Regions from separate parts of the Homo sapiens genome. Here regions 1 and 2 are each linked to region 3. Evidence: chromatin loops called from intact Hi-C (ENCODE). Cell type or tissue: mammary epithelial cell. All regions are shown on one strand. Links, peaks and the distances in the headings refer to the core of each region. The heading gives the core; the rest is flanking DNA.

The links. Peaks named below come from ENCODE experiments on the same cell type or tissue, not always from the same donor. Only the 100,000 strongest peaks of a DNase experiment are listed, where the experiment ranks them.
Region 1: it touches region 3 in a loop (12-fold over the local background); 9 of 110 quality-filtered maps call a loop at or near these places.
Region 2: a loop joins it to region 3, with 23 times the contacts of the local background. A loop is called at or near these places in 7 of 110 quality-filtered maps.

The regions. Positions count from the first base shown.
Region 1 is chr4:188,967,268-188,975,174 of GRCh38, reverse strand. No RefSeq gene overlaps it. Among named protein-coding and RNA genes, the nearest start is that of LINC02508, 190 kb to the right of the region's middle. In mammary epithelial cell, for the core only: a CTCF peak has its summit at 3,871 (motif pointing left); no DNase peak of the experiment used is centred there.
Region 2 is chr4:188,777,718-188,785,624 of GRCh38, reverse strand. It overlaps LINC02508 (long intergenic non-protein coding RNA 2508), which reads right to left. Exons shown (of 3, transcript NR_149102.1): 2 at 1,614-1,712; 3 at 114-329. It overlaps LOC101930028 (a long non-coding RNA gene), which reads left to right. Exons shown (of 4, transcript NR_188358.1): 4 at 7,574-7,907. Among named protein-coding and RNA genes, the nearest start is that of LINC02508, 5.0 kb to the right of the region's middle. RefSeq lists an enhancer at 4,594-4,763. In mammary epithelial cell, for the core only: a CTCF peak has its summit at 3,757; no DNase peak of the experiment used is centred there.
Region 3 is chr4:189,120,230-189,128,136 of GRCh38, reverse strand. LOC105377613 (a long non-coding RNA gene) reads left to right here and starts at 1,962. Exons shown (of 4, transcript XR_001741964.1): 1 at 1,962-2,027; 2 at 2,989-3,097; 3 at 3,755-3,898. In mammary epithelial cell, for the core only: a CTCF peak has its summit at 3,780 (motif pointing right); no DNase peak of the experiment used is centred there.

The sequences.
Region 1 (7,907 bases), core at 1,312-6,311, 150 kb after region 3:
GGGGACATCATTCCCCGCCTGTAGGGACATCATTCCCCGCCCTGTGGGGACATCATTCCCCGCCCTGTGGGGACATCATTCCCCGCCCTGTGGGGACATCACTCCCCGCCCTGTGGGGACATCACTCCCCGCCCTGTGGGGACATCATTCCCCCCCCTGTGGGGACATCACTCCCCGCCCTGTGGGGACATCATTCCCCGCCCTGTGGGGACATCATTCCCCGCCCTGTGGGGACATCATTCCCCGCCTGTAGGGACATCATTCCCCGCCCTGTGGGGACATCATTCCCCCCCCTGTGGGGACATCACTCCCCGCCCTGTGGGGACATCACTCCCCGCCCTGTGGGGACATCATTCCCCACCCTGTGGGGACATCATTCCCCGCCCTGTGGGGACATCATTCCCCGCCTGTAGGGACATCATTCCCCGCCCTGTAGGGACATCATTCCCCGCCCTGTAGGGATATCATTCCCCGCCTGTAGGGACATCATTCCCCGCCCTGTGGGGACATCATTCCCCGCCCTGTGGGGACATCATTCCCCACCTGTAGGGACATCATTCCCTGCCCTGTGGGGACATCATTCCCCGCCTGTAGGGACATCATTCCCCGCCCTGTGGGGACATCATTCCCCGCCCTGTAGGGCTTCACTCCCCGCCCTGTGGGGACATCATTCCCCGCCCTGTAGGGACATCATTCCCCGCCCTGTGGGGACATCATTCCCCGCCTGTGGGGACATCATTCCCCGCCCTGTAGGGACATCATTCCCCGCCCTGTGGGGACATCATTCCCCGCCCTGTGGGGACATCATTCCCCGCCCTGTAGGGACATCATTCCCCGCCCTGTAGGGACATCATTCCCCGCCTGTAGGGACATCATTCCCCGCCCTGTGGGGACATCATTCCCCACCTGTAGGGACATCATTCCCCGCCCTGTGGGGACATCATTCCCCGCCCTGTGGGGACATCACTCCCCGCCCTGTGGGGACATCATTCCCCGCCCTGTAGGGGCTTCACTCCCCGCCCTGTGGGGACATCACTCCCCGCCCTGTGGGGACATCATTCCCCGCCCTGTGGGGACATCATTCCCCGCCTGTGGGGACATCATTCCCCGCCCTGTGGGGACATCATTCCCCGCCCTGTGGGGACATCATTCCCCGCCCTGTAGGGACATCATTCCCCGCCCTGTAGGGACATCATTCCCCGCCCTGTGGGGACATCATTCCCCACCTGTAGGGACATCATTCCCCGCCCTGTGGGGACATCATTCCCCGCCCTGTGGGGACATCACTCCCCGCCCTGTGGGGACATCATTCCCCGCCCTGTAGGGCTTCACTCCCCGCCCTGTGGGGACATCATTCCCCGCCCTGTGGGGACATCATTCCCCGCCTGTAGGGACATCATTCCCCGCCCTGTGGGGACATCATTCCCCGCCCTGTGGGGACATCATTCCCCGCCCTGTGGGGACATCATTCCCCGCCCTGTGGGGACATCATTCCCCGCCCTGTGGGGACATCACTCCCCGCCCTGTGGGGACATCATTCCCCGCCCTGTAGGGGCTTCACTCCCCGCCCTGTGGGGACATCACTCCCCGCCCTGCAGGGCTTGCCAGCTCCCGACAGGCTTCACTAGCACCAGTGAACTCACTTTGAAAACAATTTACATCACATTTCTCCTTCCCAATAAAACTCCAACCTCTTCCTTTGTTCTTAGGGCATACGGGACCACCGTGGTCTGTGCGTACACCCTGGAATGCAGTTCTGTTTTTATATATATTCTCAAGGAAAACCGTTTGCTCAGAGATTCGTCGCTATCTTTTATTTCACTGCGACAGTGTGAAGCTATTCTGAGGGTAAAGTAGGCCTCGGGTAGCACCATTAGCCCTTAGGGGCCATTCCAGCCAGTATATGAAAGTGCTGGTGCATGGGCTGGCCTTTTAGCTGTGGGTGGGGGCTGCTGAAGTCTCCTCGGATTACAGTCAAGTACCAACTTTAGACCATAACTAAAGGGTAATAGATTATTGCTGTAATATTGTTCAACTCACTGCTAGAGAAAGATCTTTAAAAGGTCGAGTGACTCTGGCACTTTGTATAAACCTTCAAGGGTGTATTCTGTAAAAAAAAGCTTTGAAATTACCAATTTCTTTTCTCCCTTGATCATTTTTCCCCCCACAACATAAAAAGAGGTGAAGTAGGAATTAAGAGTTGTACCTGAAACCAATGGGAATCAAATTTAGAGGTGTATTTGTGGTATTAGAATTCCTTGAATTCTACCCTCATTTAATTTGAAACAGCATTTGCTCTCTTGGTTTCCTATTGTTTCTTTTTTCCCCTATGCATTTAAAATTTCATTGGTTCTCAGTTTAGCTCACCCTACAAAGCAATATATTAAAGTTAAATCTGTGTTCTTTACAATGACTGTAATTTTGTAGAAAATGCCTTGTATAAAAAAGTTATTTTAGGCCGGGCGCAGTGGCTCACGCCTGTAATCCCAGCACTCTGGGAGGCCGAGGCAGGCAGATCACGAGGACAGGAGATCGAGACCATTCTGGCTAATATGGTGAAACCCTGTCTCTACTAAAATACTAAAAATACAAAAATTAGCCAGGTGTTGTGGCAGGTGCCTGTAGTCCCAGTTACTCGGGAGGCTGAGACAGGAGAATGGTGTGAACCCGGGAGGTGGAACTTGCAGTGAGCCAAGTTTGTGCCACTGCACTTCAGCCTGGATGACAGAGCGAGACTCCGTCTCAAAAAAAAAAAAAAAGTTATTTTAAATGATATTTGCTAGTGAGCTTTCTCTCATTTTTGTTCATTTATAGATGGAATTAAATCTTTACTCAGAAGGGAAGAAAATGCTTGTCATACTTACAGCAAAACGAAGACACTTGGGGGTCTATGTAGAAATGTAGTGTCTGTGTATTAGTCCGTTTCCACACTGCTGATAGAGACATACCAGAGACTGGGCAATTTACAAAGGAAAGAGGTATCAGGGAGAACTCACAGTTCCATGTGGCTGGGAAAGCCTCACAATCATGGCAGAAGGCAAGGAGGAGCAAGTCACATCTTATGTGGATGGCGGCAGCCAAAGAGAGAGAGAGCTTGTGCAGGGAAACTCCCCTTTTTAAAACCATCAGATCTCATGAGACTTAATCACTATCATGAGAACAGCAAAGGAAAGACCTGCCTCCATGATTCAGTTACCTCCTACCAGGCCCCTCTCACAACATGCGGAAATTCAAGGTGAGATTTGGGTGGGGACACAGACAAACCGTATCAGTGTGCCATTTAAACAAAAGCTAGGGCAGGTGTGGTGGCTCACACCTGTAATCCCAGCACTTTGGGAGGTCAAGTTGGGCGGATCACCTGAAGTCAGGAGTTTGAGACCAGCCTGGCTAACATGGTGAAACCCCATCTCTGCAAAAATACAACAATTAGCTGGGCGTGGTCGTGGGTGCCTGTAATCCCAGCTACTTGGGAGGCTGAGGCAGGAGAATCACTTGAAACTGGGAGGCGGAGATTGCCGTGAGCTGAGATCATGCTGCTGCACTCCAGCCTGAGCAACAGAGCAAGACTCTGTCTCAAAAAAAAAAAAAAAAAAAAAAAAGAGAGAGAGAGAAGCTACAATGTTTGTTTCTTGCTGGGTACATCATCAGTCAATGAGGATTTGTCTTGGAAATGGCTGCAGGTGGAAACACCTAATGGCAAGCCAAGGACAGTACTGCACACACACTCAGTAAGCATTTAGGAAGTGTTTGCTGATAACAGTGACTAGCGGAAGGCACTGCCACTCAATGTATGTTCAAAGTGATTTCTAATGATGCACGGGCCAAATCATTGCTGATGAATTATGTGATAACAGCACTGCCACCTGTAGGCAGGCCTTAAAACCAACACAGTTTATTATCAGCCTCCAGGCCAATCACAGAAATTATCTTGTTTTCTTTTACAATGATTTAAAAATGTGTGTAAGCATTGCAGCTATTTGAATGCCCCCCCTTTTTTTTCTACAAAAGTCTCACTTCGTCTCTCTTCCTGATGTAGATCTTTAACTGACTGAAACTTTCTTTAGTTCAATTAAGTACAGACTTTTTATTATTTGACTTAAGATCTTTTGACTTTATACAGTGCAAAAGCGATCAACACTCGGTAGTCACCATGCTTCGAGCACCCATGCAACCATCTTCTTTTTCACTTTCAGTACAGTATTCAAAACATTACGTAAGATAGTCAACACTTTATTACAAAATAAGCTTTCCGTTAGGTGACTTTGCCCAGCAGAAGGCTAATGTGAGTGCTCTGAGCACATTTAAGGTAGGCTAGGCCAAGCTATGGTATTCGGTAGGTTAGGTGTATTAAATGCATTAAATGCATTTTTGACTTATGATAATTTCAAGGTATGATGGGTTCATCAGGGTCATAACTGTATTGTAAATTGAGGAGCATCTGGACTCAATCATCCCAGGACTACTTTAATAGGATGTAATTTGTAAAGACACCAGAAATAGAGCTAGAATGGCTTCAGAAAAATCCTTTATCTGGAGAGTCAAGTTAAGACCAGTTTCCTCACTATTATACCTGAAAGACAAATATTTAGTCAACTTGGAAGTTTTCCATTCAAACATTCCGTAACCAGGTTGGTATCTATGCACATCCATGCGTGGACGCAGTGGTGAACTCAGGCTCTACTTAGGAAATGCTGGTTTGGGCAAAAATAACTCGGGGATTCTGCCTTGTTGGTCATGATGATGTTCTCTTGAGAGTTTAACTCTATTACATTGTAGATGCTGGATCACAAGGTAAGTGGGTTGAGGGAATACTGACTTCCAATTAAAGCAGTGCGACAATTTCATTGTAACGTACATGACAACTGACCAGGCAGAAGACAGTGACAAAGGGGACTCTTTAATGATGAAAATCATCCAGGAAAATGGCGTGATTATAGGCATATGAGGGCCTAGAATGCATTTTAAATTGTTTCCAATTTATAAGAGTGATTTTAAGGAACTGAGAGAGCCACATAGAACCAAGAAGAAAAAATAAGAGTCATTCAGAAGAGAAGCAGCAGCACAAAGGAAAGTCAGGTTTGCTGAGATTAAATCTATCCTTTGAGATATGAAACTCTCATTCTACAATACTAAAACATTGCATAATAATATTTTCTTTTAAACAGTACATTTAGCCATATAAATTGATTTGAAAACACAAACCCAGTCACTAAATGCCCAGGAATTATTTGCTAGAGATTTACAAGTAGAAAAGAAGCCGTCCAACTCACAGGGGTGTGGGATCAGCTACACCTATTTGTTTGCTTCCAAGACAGCTTGACATTCCTTCAGATTTGATCTAACCGGGTCAACCAAGTGGGCTGGAAATATTGCTGATGTACATGGAACGCTTGCCGGTTGGGCTGCTCTTATCAGCTCGGTGTAAAGTGGACTAAAGAAGCAGAGATTTTAGAAGAAACGCTTTGTGAGATTCCAATTTTGAAGCTATTGTCTCTGTACTGCGAGGAGTAACACAAATAAAAATCTGAAACTGGATGGCATAAGAGAAGGAAGTGTGTTCCTTGGAAATACCATGCAGATTTTTGACTAGGTCCTAGGAGGACAGAGCTAGAAAAAGAAATTACTTTTTATATGCAATATATTTAGCTGAAGCCCTGGGGTGAAATGAAAGGCTCATGATGAATAGATACTTTGGGACAACTCAGAGGTCCCTTGGCTTTAAAATTCCTGGATACTGTATTTAACCTTTAGAACTCTCCAAAAGCATACTGCATGCAAGTTGCTCCCTTGAAAATTCCCATTTTGAAAATAAAATCTAGAATTACAGAGCAAATTATGACCCAGTGCCTGTGTCCAAAACACATGTATGTGGCCTTTGAACAGTGGTTACAGCTGGGAAAGGTCTGCTGACAGAAAGTGGAGGTAGTGAACTGTGGGACTGCACTTGAAAACATGTTTTTCTTTCAAATTGGTGAATATACCCTTTAATACTGAGGTGTGTTAAAGCGGCTTATTTCCTAATCATTGCCCATATTTCCTGCTGGCATATATTTATTTTCTCAATGCAAATTTCTATTGCAGAAGTCCTTTTTGATTTAGAAGTTGGTTTTGCCAAATCAATATATTTGTTCTCCAAGAAGACGGATGTTAGGTGAGTTTGAGCACTTGTGAGAAACACTGCGAAACTTGATTTATATTTGAGCAAAGAGATGGCCTGTGACAAGGGCCAAAGATACTGAGCAAGCGAGAGAAACAAAATGAGTCTTTCGTCCAACCTCCTTCTTTGACAAGTGGGGAAACAGAGGTTTAGATTTTTATTCCAGCTCATTTAGCTTGGGAGTTTATAGAAGAGAACCTAAGCTCCTTTTACTCCGTTCAGTTCCATTGCTAGGAAATCTACGTATGGTTTACCTGGGTTGCTTTGTCATTGTTTAACTGGAAAGAACAATTATAATCAAACCATTATTGTTGACCTATCCTAAAGGTGACATGGTTTTCCTGACTTTTTTCAAATCTTAAATTAAAGCATACATTATTAAGTATCCATAAATTATAGAAATCTCAATTCTCAATCATCCCAGATTATCCACTGGGGTGTGAGACTCCAAATTAGGGGCATATAATTGGTGGTAAAATGTTATATTCCAACAGCTTTTCATGTGTCAACTGAGACAAATGAAATGTAAATAAAACATTATTAAAAAACAGGTAAACAGAAAGCAACCTAAGTGTCCATCCATGGATGAATGGATAAACAGAATGTAATGTATACATGCAATGGATATTATCCTGTCTTAAAAAGGAGGAAATTCTGGCCGGGCGCGGAGGCTCATGCCTGTAATCCCAGCACTTTGGGAGGCCGAGGCGGGCGGATCACGAGGTCAGGAGATCGAGACCATCCCGGCTAACACAGTGAAAGCCTGTCTCTACTAAAAAAATACAAAAAAAAAAATTAGCCGGGCGTGGTGGCGGGCGCCTGTAATCCCAGCTACTCAGGAGGCTGAGGCAGAAGAATGGCATGAACCCAGGAGGCGGAGCACACAGTGAGCCGAGATCGCGCCACTGCACTCCAGCCTAGGCCAGAGTGAGACTCCGTCTCAAAAAAAAAAAAAAGAGGAAATTCTGACCCACTACAACATGGATGAGCCTTAAAGACGTTGTGCTAAGTGAAATAAGCCAGTAATAAAAAGGCAAACACTGTTTCCACTTTCTTTTTCTTTTTCTTCTTTTTTTTTTTTTTTTTTTGAAACAGAGTCTCGTTCTGTCACCCAGGCTGGAGTACAATGGTGAGATCTTGGTTCACTGCAACCTCCGCCTCTCGGGTACAAGCGATTCTCCTGCCCCAGCTTCCTGAATAAGTGGGATTACGGGCACACACCACCAGGCCTAGCTAATTTTTTGTATTTTTAGTAAAGACAGGGTTTCACCATGTTTGCCAGGTTGGTCTCTAACTCCTGACCTCAGGTGATCTGCCCGCCTCGGCCTCCCAAAGTGCTGGGATTACAGGCATGAGCCACTGCGCCCGGCCTGTTTCCACTTTTATAGGAGGTGCGTAGAGTAGTCATACTCATCTACAGAAACTAGAATGGTGGTTGTCAGGGGCTGTGGGGAGGGGACACTGGGCAGTTGCTTAATGCATATAGAATTTAATGCATACAGACTTTTAGATTTGCAAAAAGAAAAGAGTTCTGGAGTTTAGTTGCCCAACGAGAAGGTACTTAACACTACTGACATGTGCACGTAAAGATGGTTAAGACAGTAAACTTTAGGTTCTGGGAGCTTTATCACAAGTAAAAAAGAAAACAAGAAGCAAGCGTGAAAACAAACAACAACAGCAACAACAACAACCACAAGTAAACAAAATACCTCCAAGGGAAAATTCAGGTCTGATTGTGAGAAGTGAAAGG
Region 2 (7,907 bases), core at 1,312-6,311, 340 kb after region 3:
TCTCAGAGTTTCATAACTATTTCAATCATGTGGACTCTATTTTAAATGAAATATATGCTTAAACGCTATTTGTAAATTACTAAAGTGTGTAGGTGGAAAGAGTTAAGTTAGCCTAAGTTTTAATGATATATTTTACTAGAAATGTTCTGCAACTGTTTTCATCCTAATGTTTTTTGAAGAGGATATTGTGAGAGCCCTCTGCCTCTAAATGTATATTACCCTGGTTTGCTTCCATCCGCCTACATATAAACCACAGATTATTTTCCAGTACATGCAGGTCATCTTTATCTGATACTTCTCAGCTTCTCTGTCCAAGAAAAGTCCCTGCCCTGTATAGGAAATAACAAAATAAATGATGTAAGATGAAAGAAGGTGTGTGGCTCTACATCCTTTGAGATGGATGTACCTGAACATGGACAATAAGCATCCAGATACTGGCCTGAGGAGCAGATGTTGTGGTCACTGAATTTCAAATATTTCATTTGCTAAACACCAGGCTATGGGGGACAGACATACTTGCTGACAAGATTTTGTCTTTGTGAGAATTATAGTTTTCACTGTGCATTAATCAATTCATCTTGGTTCTCGCTGTGCAGGGGCCAAGGGTTGGTTTCTTGAATTAGGAAGTGTTAGTCGCTCTAAGGCTGACCACGTGGGGCCCTAGGGGAAAGCTCCCTGTAGGCTTCCAATGGAAAGGGTGTGGATCACCAGCTTTCTCAGCTTTCTCACTATTGTCTCTTGTAGTCTGTGCATTCTTACAGCCATTGCTGGAGAAAAAAATTAAGCTCATACTAAAGAGTCATATATACATATATCTCAAAAGCATATCTTTGAGTATGAAGAAGACAGTGAATTATTTATTCACAGAAATAATATCTAAAGGGACCCTTTGCAAAGGGACAACTTCAATAAAAAGAAAATCATGCTTCTGTAAGTTGACTGATTGTGACAGCATTCTCTAGAACACATAATAATTAGCTGTGTGTTTCTTACAGAGGTGATTGTCTTATTGCTTTTTAAAACACGTGCTAATGCTTTAATGTTTTGTTTTCAGTAACAGTTTCACAATACTTGAACATTCCCCCAAAAAGAAATTTTTATAAATCTGTCATTTGGTGAAATTTTATGTCTTCAAGTCTTCCAAAGTTAACAAGTAGCAATTTTCTTTGCTTAGACTATTTTCAATACTTAAATTTTTAAATATTCTGCTGCAGAACAGGTATGAATTTAGAAAGCCATAATAAGCAATTCAGCTTGTAATCTTAAAATATCGTTCACTCAACGAGATATTATTTAATCTAGTTCTACGAGTACAAAATACTAACTTTAAAAATGTACTTCTGGTGAAAGTAGTCAGAGTTCTTTTACAGAGAAAATAATGTATTTGTAGAGGTAATAATCCTGGTTCTCAACGACAGATTTTCCTATAATAAGCATTGAGCTAAATGCCATTGTAAAATTAATTATAGATGAGTGCAAATTAATAACATGTATAATGCTGGTCACAAGTCATCTTGATGTCTGTTACTAATTGCAAATCACTGTTACTTGTAAAATTAGAAGTTAAATGCTAGCGATTTTGCTCTAATTGGGAAGATCCAAAGGGCTCTTGCCTGAATGCAGCGCATGTCTGAAGCGTTCAGATGGAAGCTGGTTGTGCAGGCACGCTGCCTCAGGGCATGTGTTCGGGAGCAGTGGGACTCCGGCAAGGACTACAAGATACAAATTGCAAAGCATAGACATATGTAGGGAATTGAAACTGAGTGCTCATGAGGCAGAAGTTAGACAAACATTCACGGGCAAAGTTACAAAAAAGAGTTAAACACAAAAACATACTCTAGAAATCTTGGTAATCAAAACCAGATCTGAACCCATGCCATTTATTTGATGCCAATTCTACCACACTTACAATTGAGCTCATGTAAACTAGACATATGGAAATTGCTCATTTAGCCAAGGAACTTGATGTAAATGATGTTAACATTGCTGCCAGAGCTGTGTGGTTTTTAACCCAATTGAGGTTGTGTTTGTTGTCTTATTTCTGCAACTCTAACAAAATAGAACAAATTTTATTTCACTTTTTTTAATAGAACTATGTAGAGGAATGGTCATTCCTCAACTCCCATGACTGGGATTCAAGGAGAGCTGTTCTCAGTCATCTGCATGTGTTTGACTTTCCTGATTGATGACTGCCTTATCTCCATCCCCTGGGAACAGTTCTAAAATATGAACTGAAAGTCAGGGGTCAGTGGATGCTGCGTCTGTGAGACACAACTTCAGAGGTGACTAAACTCTCCCTAGAGCTGCCCTCCTCGAAGATCTTTGTCCTCGGAAATTGTCAGGGGAATCTCAATTTGGCAGCACCAGATGTCCCAGAGTCTAGGGAGTCATCAGGCACTAACTTGGGTTTTTTTAAAGTTTGAATCACAGTTGATTCGGAAAATGATGGAAAGCTGTCAACTAAAGGAAGGTCTGTCGCTCTTTTTATTTTTGCATTGTCTTCAGAGGGAGGCCTTCCTAGAATCCTGACTAGAATTAACTAGATCTGAAAGGAAGGCACGATTTGAAGAGGAGAGGTTTCTACCTAAGCCTTGATGACAAGAGTTCTGAGGATGCTGTGGGCCTGGAGAGAAAACTCAAGCTAAACCAAGTAACTCAGTTTAAATGTAGTTCAGGAGTGATTTGCAGTGACATTGCTTCCTCATATCCTGAGTGTGCCAGTTGGGAAGGCATTCTAGATTTTTAAAGTATATAGCAAATTTCCATGACTTTCCAAACAGTCCCAATTCCCTTTGAGAGAGAAAAACAAACGCTGTTTTGTATTAGAGTGGTTCTCTACCTATCTTCACAGCAAAGGGTCTTAGAACCTTAGAAGATTTGATAATATTTGAAAAATGGAGTCAGAAATTTCTATTGAAGTATTACTATAATTTTGTAGCTCTCTGTGAACCCCACAGGAAATGGGGAATTTGTAACACGTATAACCAGACTAAACAGCCAAGAAGTTTTAGTTTAGACACTGTCCAGGAGAGCTGTTGTGGGGCTTGCAAAGACGAGGGAGATGCAGACCCTGCCTTGGACTTCCTCCTCTGGGAGAAACAGGAAAGGGCCTGGGGTCCATGAAAAGGGCCTCACAGGAGCCAGAGGAGGACATGGACGTGGTCATATTGTCTGCAGAGAGTGTTTGGAAGCCGTGAGCAGATCCTGTGGTTTCAGTAGCTCCCATTTCCTGGACTAGCAGGGGGAAAAAGATGAAGAGATCAATAATAGGTTTGATAAAAGTCCAAATATGCCTTAATAAGAAATTGTCTCTCATGGAGTATACTTCATTAAAGAAAGAAATTTAGAATACCTGCTTTTTTTTTGTTCAGACAATCAGATCAAACAGAGAACATCCACTTTGGTTAGATTATGTGCTGTCATGCAAAGCAATTTACCATAGACATGTACAAAAGAAAAGCTTTTTGTGTGTCTGACAAGAAGTGTATTAGGCTATTTTTTTCTTTCAAACAATGCTTATTACTTTACTGGTCATGGTTTATTGAAACTGTATTAGGGATACTGCAAGTGAAATAGTTCACAAGGTATGTAGCACTTAGTAAATATTCAGGATGCTTTGATTTTACTCTATTATTGGGATGAGCTAGAGGAGGGGGCTGGAGAAGGGGAAATAGGAAAAAGAGAAGAGTGGAAAAGGTCAAGGTTCTTCGTGGCTGTAAAATATTTCCTGTGCTGATCCTTTCCTTCGAGCTGAGAGCTGACCCCTGGCTGTCATGCGTGGACTGGCAGCCTCTTCACTCTCAGCCTTGAGGCCTCCTCTTGAGAGTCAGAAGCTTCTAATTCACAAGTCTGAAACACAGGCTTAGGGCTAATGCACTGATGGTGCAACTGGCTCCTAGAAAATATATCTATAAATTGCATTTTGTATATAATTACATATCAAATTTGTAACTTCTAACTGCTCACTTTTCAAAAAAAAAATGTCATATCCTCTCTGGTTTTTTATTTTATTATTTTTTTTTTGACAGAGTCTCACTCTGTCGCCCAGGCTGGAGTGCAGTGGTGTGATCTCGGCTCACTGCAAGCTCCACCTCCTGGGTTCAAGCAAATCTCCTGCCTCAGACTCCCAAGTAGCTGGGACTAAAGGTGCCCGCCACCACGCCCAGCTAATTTTTTGTATTTTTAGTTGAGATGGGGTTTCACCATGTTAGCCAGGATGGTCTTGATATCCTGACCTCGTGATCCGCCCGCCTCGGCCTCCCAAAGTGCTGATATTACAGGTGTGAGCCACTGCACACCGCCCGCCGTCCTGTTTTTAATATAAGTATTTTCATTACTATACTCTGGAGTACCTGGAATATAGATTCTAGTTTTTCCACAGGCTTTTCAACAGACTGAAGAATTGAAAGATTTTACACTCATATTGTTATTTATTTGAATATGCACAAGAAACAGTGAGTTTTCGTTCTCATAGTGTGATGTGAACGTATAAATACTGGCTGATTTACTTGATATTACTATTTTTAATTCTCCTTAAAATATCTTGGAGATTTTTCTCTTCTGATGTTATAATGATATTAATTTATGGCAAAAACATTTTTTCAGTATTGCTTTACTGAATATAAACAACAAAATTTTAAAGACCAATAAATACAAGTAAAAGCCCCCTTTTCTAATTCCGTAAGGCACGTAGCAGGCATTGTCCTTGACCACACTGAGTCACAGCACTGTGTCCTCTTGTGGGTAGTCACATCTGATACTGAACCACAGCACTGCGGTCTCTCATGGGTAGTTAAACCCGGGTGTCCAGTCAAATAAACACGTTTATTTTTAATAACATTACTTTTCAGGGAGCTGTAAATAAGACAGAAACATTTTCTTTAAAAATTTTAGAAGAAGGGGCAGGTGTATGTGAACATGTATGCTTTTACAACTTGCAAAAAAAAACTATATGGAATTTTTTTTCACTACTGTAGAAGTAAAAGTATCCTAGATTTGGGTGGTGATACAGTTTCATCCCCATCCTGAAAAAAGTAGAACTTTTGAAAGAAAAATATGCATCCCATAGACCTCAAATGTAAAGTTGGTGTTTAATAATACATGCAATTTCTCTACTATTAAAGTTTGATATCTGGAGCTAATACGCTCATTCCTGAAGGATTATTTTCCCAAAACACATTGGGGCCAGTGTTCGGTTCTGTGTGTAAGGGTCCGTCCATAGTGTGTTTCTCGCAATTCCATCCAGTCACCTAGTTAACAGACCAGACGGTTTCTGAGGCAACTATTCTTTCCCTTAAATGAAACATGTACCACTATTTTACAAGCTCTTATCAGATACTATGGGATGTGATTTGCTTCAAGCTGTGAGGCAAATCTGGCAATCCAGTTAAAATCAACATGAAAGTTTGTAAAACAATTTGTGGTCAGCAGTGAAAAGTGCTGGGTTGATCTCTAAATGAGTAAAAATGTTACCCATGAGGGCAAGAAGTACAGGATAACGTACAGATAATGTTCTGTTTTTTTTTTTTTTTTTTTTTTTTTTTGCATCTGCCAGCGGGTGCAATTTTAAATAAATTAACCCAGCACTCCCATGAATGCCACGGGTATTGCAGAACTTGTATTTCTAATTTTCATTCATTAGCTCACCTTTCTTAGCTTTGTTTTTATAATACATAACTTGGCCAAGATATTATTAGGTTTTAGTTTCTTAAAATGTATTTGTTTTTAGACCATCCTCACTAGGTGAAGAATGTTGTCTCTCAGTCTCCAGGCTGGGCCCCACACACACACCCAGAACGTATGTGAGCCTCTGAGGAGCAATGAGTACACCACTGTGACTCGTTACTGAGTTGGCCTACTCACTGCTTCTTTAAAATTGCCCTTGACTTTCGGAACAACATTCTTTTAAAGTCAGCTATTTATTTTCCACAGGGCTGGTGTGTGCTACTGTATATTTTAGCTTCCATCTTTTCATCATTTACTCACAAGGCAACCCATCATCTAAAATAATACAATTAAGCAAAGGCTCAGCCAAAGAGTGAATATCCCTGTATGGGAACGCTGGAAAACTGGCCAGCAAGATTTCCCCAGAGGTGTGCATAGCTCACTTGAATTCTAAAAGTGTTTCAGCTAAATTACATAGGTGCCAACGTTAAGGTGAAAAAATAAGATCTTACACAATGATATATTTTAAATCTATATCATATGGATTCCTCATGTTAGCACAAATAAGATGTTACTTGTCATCGCTAAAGAACAGAGGTGACAACAATAACAAGTACTTTTATATTTATACTTGTGAAGCTTTAATTAAATTCTAAAAATTAAAGCTAAGATCTCATTCCCATGAGAGATCCAGTCATAGCATAAGGATGCCAAGTGTTACCCTATCCCGATTAACTTTACCAACAGAATTTGAGGAATCCAGGCTTAATATATTTTAACCACGATTCTCTGCTGAATGAACCTGGTTGAGCTGTTTCTACTTCTCCGAGGCTTGGTTCGATGTCTTTGGCAAATAGCCCACTCCTGTAGCTGTGCCAGTTGGAATGTAAAAGTTAAGCCCATTGGCCTTTTTGCTGACCTGTTATTAAAGCATTTGATGTAAGTTTCAGCCACTTCACACACTGTCATCCAGCCCTTAAGGAGTATTGAGGTAATCTTTTACAAAAATGAAGTAACAGGAGATGTCTTTTCATGCATAATACATTATGCTGGACCTTGCAGACTTCAACCCAGGATATCTCAGCCACTGATAGGTGCCAATGACAGAACTCGAAGATACTACCTCAGTCTACAGCACACGCTGCTTATATCTTTTCACTTTGTAGCTGGAAGTAGCCTTTTCCAATGGCTCCAAAGTCTGCTGATTTGCAAGCCACACTTGCAGGTGAATGCTGCAGCTTGTCTCAAGTCCTAGGGACTTGCCTCCCAAATGTAATCTTAAATAAAACATGAATCAAATTTTGTAAAGAGTTTATAAAGCAGCCCAGCCAAGTTAGCACAACTTAGTTTTAAGAGGCATTCCAATACTTACATGGTGCTTGTGGAAAAAAATCAATGTGACTTAAAGTCAGAAACCAACCGCACCATTTCTCACTGTTCTTTCCCATCGAATTCTTCACACCTGTTTGTTCAGTTTGGTTTCGGTTGTTCGGTTTCTTTTGAACTTCTGTTGTAGCATATTGTTTGCTCAGCATACTATTATTTTTCATTTTTCAGGAACTTACCTTAAATAGACATCTTTTTAATAAGCATTGTATATATATGATGGTCCCAATATATGTTGGTCTAGTCCAATATTATCCCAAATGTCATATTATGGATTAAATCAGTTTCCCTGGATTGACCAGTACACTAAGCCATCATGTATGACATTGTTTCTTAAGGAAAACCTGCCGTGAATTCAAAAAGATCCAATTTTAAATGGAGTAGTGGAGATCCTAAGTCTAGGATCCTTTATTAATGCCATGTTCCCTCTTTGCAAAATGCTAATTACTTCATATGGGAAGCCTGTGTTTGCTTAACTTTCTGTTAAGTTTATTTATTTAATTTAATTTAATTTTTTTTTCAGATGGAGTCTCACTCTGTTGCCCAGGCTGGAGTGCAATGGCACAATCTCAGCTCACCACAAGCTCCGCCTCCTGCGTTCAAGTGATTCTCCTGCCTTAGCCTTCTGAGTAGCTGGTATTACAGGTGCCTGCTACCATGGCCAGCTAAGTTTTGTATTTTTAGTAGAGACAGGGTTTCACCATGTTGGCCAGGCTGTTCTCAAACTCCTGACCTCAAGTGATCTGCCCGCCTAAGCCTCCCAAAGTGCTGGGATTACAAGCATGAGCCGCCGCACCCGGCCTCTGCTAAGTTTACAACCTGCAAATTCTATCCAAAATATATACATATTTTCTTGT
Region 3 (7,907 bases), core at 1,546-6,545:
TAGATAAAATCTTTCTATATCCAAGTGCAAGTCTGATTGTAGATTGTCCAGTGAGGTTTAAGTAATGGTAGAACAGAAGCTAGCAGTTGGTTAAGCCAGTGGATCTTATAGGTTTACAGTTTCTGCAGCCCAACTCTGGCTCTCCACTTGTAAGTGAAATACAATGAATGCAAAGGGCATAGCCAAACTTGGGCTCGGATCCCTGCTTTTCACATACCAGGCGACTGATCATGATCAAGCTACTGAGTCTGCATAGTAATCTGTGTCCTAATTCATCAAGTAGGAGTGACAGTTCTTATAAAATAGCTGCACATAATAGATACTCAAAAATGTTTCTCTTCTGATGGTTTGTACAGTACTTTATAAATTAGTACAAATTCTCTGTCTTAAGTAATCTTGAATACTTGGGGAGCAAATTTTGATTCAAGGAGGAAATATGAAAAATGACATAAAGGAGTTCTATTTCTTATGTCCTGCTGTGGGCAGAAAAGAGAGAATCAAGAAGATTTTGAAATAATATGATAGAGAACCCAGAAATAAGGCTGCACACCTACAACTATGATCTTCAACAAAGCTGACAGAAACAAGCAATGGGGGAAAAATTCCCTATTCAATAAATCATGCTGGGATAACTGGGTAGTCATATGCAAAAGATTGAAACTAGACCCCTTCCTTATACCATATGCAAAAATTAACTCAAGATGGATGAAAGACTTAAAAATAAAACCCAAAAGTATAAAAACACTGGAAGACAACCTAGGCAATACCATTTTGGACATAGGAATGGGCAAAGATTTCATGACAAAGACACTAAAAGCAATTGCAACAAAAGCAAAAATGACAAGTGGGATTTAATTAAACTTGTTAGCTTCTGCACAGCAAAGGAAACTATGAACATAGTGAGCAGACATCCTACAGAATGGAAGAAAAATTTTGTAAAATATGCCTCTGATAAAAACCTAATATCTGGCATTTATAAGGAACTTAAACAAATTTACAAAAAACACCCCCCAGCAACTCCATTAAAAAGTGAGCAAAGGACATGAACTGACACTTTTCAAAAGGAGGCATATATATGGCCAACAATCATATGAAAATAAGCTCAAAATCACCAATCGTGAGAGTCATGCAAATCAAAACCACAATGAGATACCATTTAACACCAGTCAGAATGGCTGTTTGATATGGTTTGGCTCTGTGTCCCCACCTAAATCTCATGGCAAGTTGTAACCCTCAGTGTTGGGGGAGGGGCCTGGTGGGAGGTGATTGGATCATGGGGGTGGACTCCTCCTCCCTGTTCTCATGACAGTGAGTGAGTTCTCATGAGATCTGGTTGTTTGTATCACTTCCCCCTTCACTCTCTCTCTCTCCAGCTTCACCAGGTGAAGGTGTGTCTGCTTCCCCTTCGCCTTCCACCATGATTGTAAGTTTCCTGAGGCCTTCCCAGCCAGGCTTCCTGTGCAGCTGGTGGAATCATTAGCCAATTAAATCTCTTTTCCTCATAAATTACCCAGTCTTAGGTAGTTCTTTATAGCAGTGAGAGAACAGACTAATATGCTATTATTAAAAAGTCAAATATAACAGAAGCTGGTGACATTGCAGAGAAAAAGGAATGCTTATACACTGTTGATGGGGGTATAAATTAGTTTAACCATTGTGGAAGATAAAGGTGATTCCTCAAAGACTTAAAAACAGAACTAACATTTGACCTAACAATCCCATTATTGGGTATACACTCAAAGTAATACACATCATTCTATAATAAAGACACATGCACACATATGTTCATTGTAACACTATTCACAATAGCAAAGACATGGAATCAACCTAAATGTTCATTAATGCTAGAATTGATAAAATAAATGTGTTACATATACACCATGGAATACTATGCAGCCATGAAAAAGAATGAGATCATCTCCTTTGCAGAAACATGGATGGAGCTGGAGGCCATTATCCTCAGCAAACTAACGCAAGAACAGAAAACTAAATACTGCCTATTCTCAATTACAAGTGGAAGATCAATGGTGAGAACTCATGGACCCAAGGAGACAAACAACAGATACTGGAGCCTATCAGAGGGTGGAGGGTGCGGAGGGAGAGTATCAGGAAAAATAACTAGTGGGTACTAGGCTTAATACCTGGGTGCTGAAATAATCTGTACAACAACCTCCCATGACACAAGTTTGCCTATGAAACAAACCTCCGCATGTCCTCCTGACCTTAAAATAAAAGTTAAATTTAAAAAATACAAATTGGAAAGAAAACATAATGTGATAGATTGCTTCACAACCATAGGATTTCCGGAAGAAATATGAATTGGAAGCATCAGTGTCTAAATGCAGTTAAGAAACTCATGCTATCAGAATCATCTCTTGGTTGTTTTCCCTCCCAGATTGTCTTTTCTCCCAGGGACTCACTGACAGTGAACAGCGATCATGCCTAGATTTACCCTGTATCTGCCCTCAAAGCTGACGTGGAGTCAAATGCCACAAATAGACTTGATCATGCAACCTTGATTCTCTTTCTGAAAAATGTAATTAGTAACCCTCCTGTCTATCATATATTTACAGAAATACTGATTAGCCTTGGTGTAAAGCTTCTAATAAACAGTAGGCATTGTTAGAAATTTAATTCATTCATAGGGTTTTTTGAGCCTAGCGATACATTTGCTGCACTGACACATAATTTATCATTTTAGAACTCTTGGTTCATGCTTTTTAATATTTGAGACATGGATATCCTTTAGCTCTGTGAGTGATACTGAGGAAGGAAAGGGCAGGATGTGCATCATGAAGAAAAACTATGATCAATTTAAAACAGGCTATCAGGGAAAACTTCACTGAGATGAATGCGTGGACAGGCCGCCCAGTTATCAAAACAATTATTGAAGAAATCATTTCTATTGTTCTAAGAGGTAATGTGTGCCTCAGCTCTTCCATCCACTCAGTTTTTACCAAATCTTTTTTTTTTTTTTTTTTGTTCTAGGCCCACCCTCTTCCCGGATCAACAGGGTCCAAGAGCAGGAAAGTGGAATTGAATACCTGGACTAAGACCAAAGAATGCCGCAGTGCGAGTTGGGGGGGATAAATTCCAGGTATTTCTTCTCACTTCCAAATGTAACTGAATCTCTTTTATCTGGAAATACAACCTGAGATCATAGGAAAGAGGAATCAGGCCAAAGCCACTTTTTGGCATTGGTACGTCAGAAATACCATAGGCACAGCTTTTCCACAGGGTGGTATTTCTTGTTTGGACATCTTGCTGATCCACTGAAAACATGCATTTGTGAGAAATGCATGGGAACCATTTCTTTTTTATAAATAAGGAAATACTTTAGTAGAGGGTTAGTATTGGATTCTTACTTTGTGTATTTTCTTTTAGCAATAACACCTTTTTCCTTTCTTTGCTATGTTAGGAGAGAAAGAAGACTCCTGTTTATTGTACAAACACAGTTGCTTTTACATTTCAGTGTGCTGCTCTTAGAAAACAAACCAGAAAGCCACACATATTATTTCTACATGGTTTCCTACCCTGTGGGAAATCAGTGTTTTGAAACTTCAGCATATTATGCATAAATAAACATACCTCATTGGTCTCACATATTTTGGATAAATGATTTAATAAGAGAGTAAAGCAACAGACGAAAGCTTTGCCTCTAAAAGATTGTTCCGTTATAAGCTATTTCCCTTTGCTAAGATACTGTTTTAACAAAATATTTCTCATTTAAATTCTGGACACGCGGGTATTTTAGGTTTTGAGCTGTTGCTCTAGTCGGTCTGCGCCTGCAGATGGCAGCGCTCCTTCATCGTTGCAGCGATGTGGATTGAAATGCACTGGAGCGTCAATGGAAGGTGAATTTATGAAGTGAAATCAAACTTCAGAAATCTATTTTCAGGTATATTCTTCTAGTTTTATGAAACCATAAGCTTATGTTGTTTAAAATGCTGTTATAAATAGAAGTGAACCTCAGCCACCAGCCTGAAGGCTGTCCTTTCTGCTCTTGGGTGTGGAAGATGTCTCATGGGAGTGCATCGTCTCTTCTCAGTATGTGAAAAACAAAGTGGCCGGGCGCGGTGGCTCACACCTGTAATCCCAGCACTTTGGGAGGCCGAGGTGGGCGGATCATGAGGTCAGGAGTTTGAGACCAGCCTGGCCAATAAGGTGAAACTCCCTCTCTACTAAAAATAGAAAAATTAGCCGGGCGTGGTGGCGGGCACCTGTAGTCCGAGCTATTCAGGAGGCTGAGGCAGGAGAATCGCTTGGACCTGGGAGGTAGAGGTTGCAGTGAGCGGAGATCACACCACTGCACTCCAGCCTGGGTGACAGAGCAAGATTCTGTCTCAAAAAAAAAAAAAAGAAAAGAAAAGAAAAACAAAGTGACTGACCCACTGAGAAACATGTTCTCAGACCTCAGTTCCAGAAAATTATGAATGGCTAAGCATTACTGTAGAGTAAATCTGTTTCATTTTTCCACAGGTTGGTCTGTAGATCACATTAGGGAAAGGCTGGGCAATTCTGTCTTTATAAAATCCACACTTTCATGAGTGCCATAATAATTCTACGGACACCTTCAGTGGGGCTTGTTAGAACACTGCTGCTGATGCTCCCTAGACTTCTTTTTCAAAGAACCATTGGTTTAATCAAGAAAACAGAAATCCTTGACTGGAGAGATTTATTAAGCATTTAACATTTTTTTTTTTATAAAAAGCACTTAACTTCATTTTAAGGAGTCAAAAATACAAGAGTTGTGGAGTAGAATTTCTGTAAATTAAGTAACCAACTGGAGCTCATGAGCCTGTGCTAGATTAGCTGGGAGTAAGAGTAACTGATCATAGTTGGTGTGTGATGACACTGGGCCAGCCGCTGTGCTGAGGTGTTTGGTTGTTTTAACTCACATAAATCTACATAGCAACCCTACTATTTTCTTTCAGTTCTATGATGCTTAGTTTTTCATATTTTAACAGTTCTAAAATTAGGATATGTTCTAAAATAGATGACTTCTGACAATCCCTATCCATGAGGCAGAAACTGAGGTACTATTTGTTTGTTTGCTTTTGTTTATTATTATTATTATTATATTATTATTTCAATAGGTATTGGGGGAACAAGCGGTGTTTGGTTACATGGATAAGTTCTTTAGTGGTGATTTCCGAGATTTTGGTGCCCTCATCACCTGAGCAGTGTACACTGTACCCGGTGTGTACTCCTTAATCCCTCACCCCTCTCCCACCGTTTCCCTCAAGTCCTCAAAGTCCATTGTATCACTAGTATGCCTTTGTGTCCTGATAGCTTAGCTCCCACTTATGAGTGAGAACATACGATGTTTCCTTTCCCATTCCTGAGTTACTTCACCCAGAATAATGGTCTCCAATTCCGTCCAGGTTGTTGCGAATGCCATTATTTTGTTTCTTTTTATGGCTGAGTAGTATTCCATGATATATACACACCATATTTTCTTTATCCAGTTGTTGACTGATGGGCATTTGGGCTGGTTCCATATTTTTGCAATGTGAATTCTGCTGCTATAAACATGTGTGTACAAGTACCTTTTTTTGTATAATGGCTTCTTTCCTCTGGGTACATACCCAATAGTGGGATTGCTGGAAGAAATGGTAGATCTACTTTTAGTGCTTGAAGGAATCTCCATACTGTTTTCCATAGTGGCTGTACTAGTTTACATTCCCAGCAGCAGCGTAGAAGTGTTCCCCTTTCACCATATCCATACCAACATTTATTACTTTTTTATTTTTTGATTAAGGCCATTCTTGCAGAAGTAAGGTGGTATCTCATTGTGGTTTTGATTTGTATTTCCCTGATAATTAGAGACGTTGAGCTTTTTTTTTTTTTGAGACAGAGTCTCACTCTGTCGCCCAGGCTGGAGTGCAGTGGCGCGATCTCGGCTCACTGCAAGCTCCGCCTCCCGGGGTTCCCGCCATTCTCCTGCCTCAGCCTCCCGAGTAGCTGGGACTACAGGCGCCCGCCACCACGCCCGGCTAATTTTTTGTGTTTTTAGTAGAGACGGGGTTTCACCGTGTTAGCCAGGATGGTCTCGATCTCCTGACCTCGTGATCTGCCCGCCTCGGCCTCCCAAAGTGCTGGGTTTACAGGCCTGAGCCACCACGTGCAGCCGAGATGTTGAGGATTTTGTATATGTTTGTTAGCCAATTGTACATCCTGTTTTGAGAATTGCCTGTTCATGTCCTTAGCCCACTTTTTGATGAGGTATTAGTCCTTTATCAGAAGTATAGTTTGCAAATATTTTCTCCCACTTCGTGGGTTGTTTGTTTACTCTGCTGATTATTTACTTTGCTGTGTAGAAGCTTTTTAGTTTAAGTGCCATTTATTCATCCTTGTTTTTGTTGCATTTGCTTTTGGGTTTTTGGTGATGAAGTCTTTGCCCATGACAATGTTTAGAAGGGTTTTCCGATATTAGCTTCTCAAATTTTTATGGTTTCACATCTTAGATTTAGGTATTTAATCCATGTTGAGTTGATATTTGTATACGGTGAGAGATGAGGATCCAGTTTCATTCTACATGTGGCTGCCAATTATCCCAGCACCATTTGTTGACTAGTGTGTCCTTTCCCCGCTGTATGTTTTTGTTTGCTTTGTCAAAGATCAGTTGTTGTATTTGGCTTTATTTCAGGGTTTTCTGTTCTGTTCCATTGGTCTATGTGCCTATTTTTATACCGGTACCATGCTTTTTGCTGACTATGGCCTTATAGTACTCTTGGAAGTCAGGTAGTGTGATGCCTCCAGATTTGTTCTTTTTGCTTAGTCTTGCTTTGACTATGTGGGCTCTTTTTTCATTCCACATTAATTTTAGGATTGTTTTTCTAGCTCTGTGAAGAATGATGGTTGTATTTTGATGGGAATTGCATTGAATTTGTAGATTGCTTTTGGCAGTATGATCATTTTCACAATATTGATTCTACCCATCCATGAGCATGGGATGTGTTTCTATTTGTTTGTGTCATCTGTGATTTCTTTCAACAATGTTTTGTAGTTTTCCTTGTAGAGGTTTGTCACCTTCTTGGTTAGATATATTTCTGCATTTTTATTTTTATTTTTTGCAGCTATTGTAAAAGGAGTTGAGTTTTTTTATTTGTTTTGGTATATAACAGTGCTACTGATTTGTGTGTATTAATTTTGTATCTTGAAACTTTTCTGAATTCATTTGTCAGTTCTAGGAGCTTTTAGGAGGAGTGTTTAGGGTTTTCTAGGTATACAATCATTTTATCAGTGAACAACAACACAGCAACAGTTTGACTTCGTCTTCACTAATTTGGATGCCCTTTATTTCCTTCTCTTGTCTGATTGCTCTGGCTAGGACTTTCATTACTACATTGAATAAAAGTTGAGAAAGTGGGCATCCTTGTCTTGTTCCGTTTCTCAAGGGGAATGCTTCCAACTTTTCACTGTTCAGTATAATATTGGCTGTGTGTTTGTCATAGATGGATTTTATTATCTTGAGGTATGTCCTTTCTATGCCAATTTTGCTGAGGGATTTATTCATAAAGGGATGCCGGATTTTGTCAAATGCTTTTTTTGTATCCATTGAAATGATAATTTGATTTTTATTTTTAATTTTGTTTATGTGATGTATCACATTTATTGACTTTTGTATATTAAACCATCCCAATATCCCTCATATGAAACCCACTTGATCATGGTGGATTATCTTTTTGATATGCTGTTGGATTCAGTTAACTAGCATTTGGTTGAGGGTTTTTGAATCTCTGTTCATTAGGGATATTGGTCTGTAGTTCTCTTTTTTGTTATGTCACTCTTGGTTTTGGTGTTAGGGTGATACTGGTTTCACAGAACGATTTAGGGAGGATTCCCTCCTTTTCAATCTTTTGGAATAGTGTCAATAGGATTGGTACCAACTCTTCTATGAATGC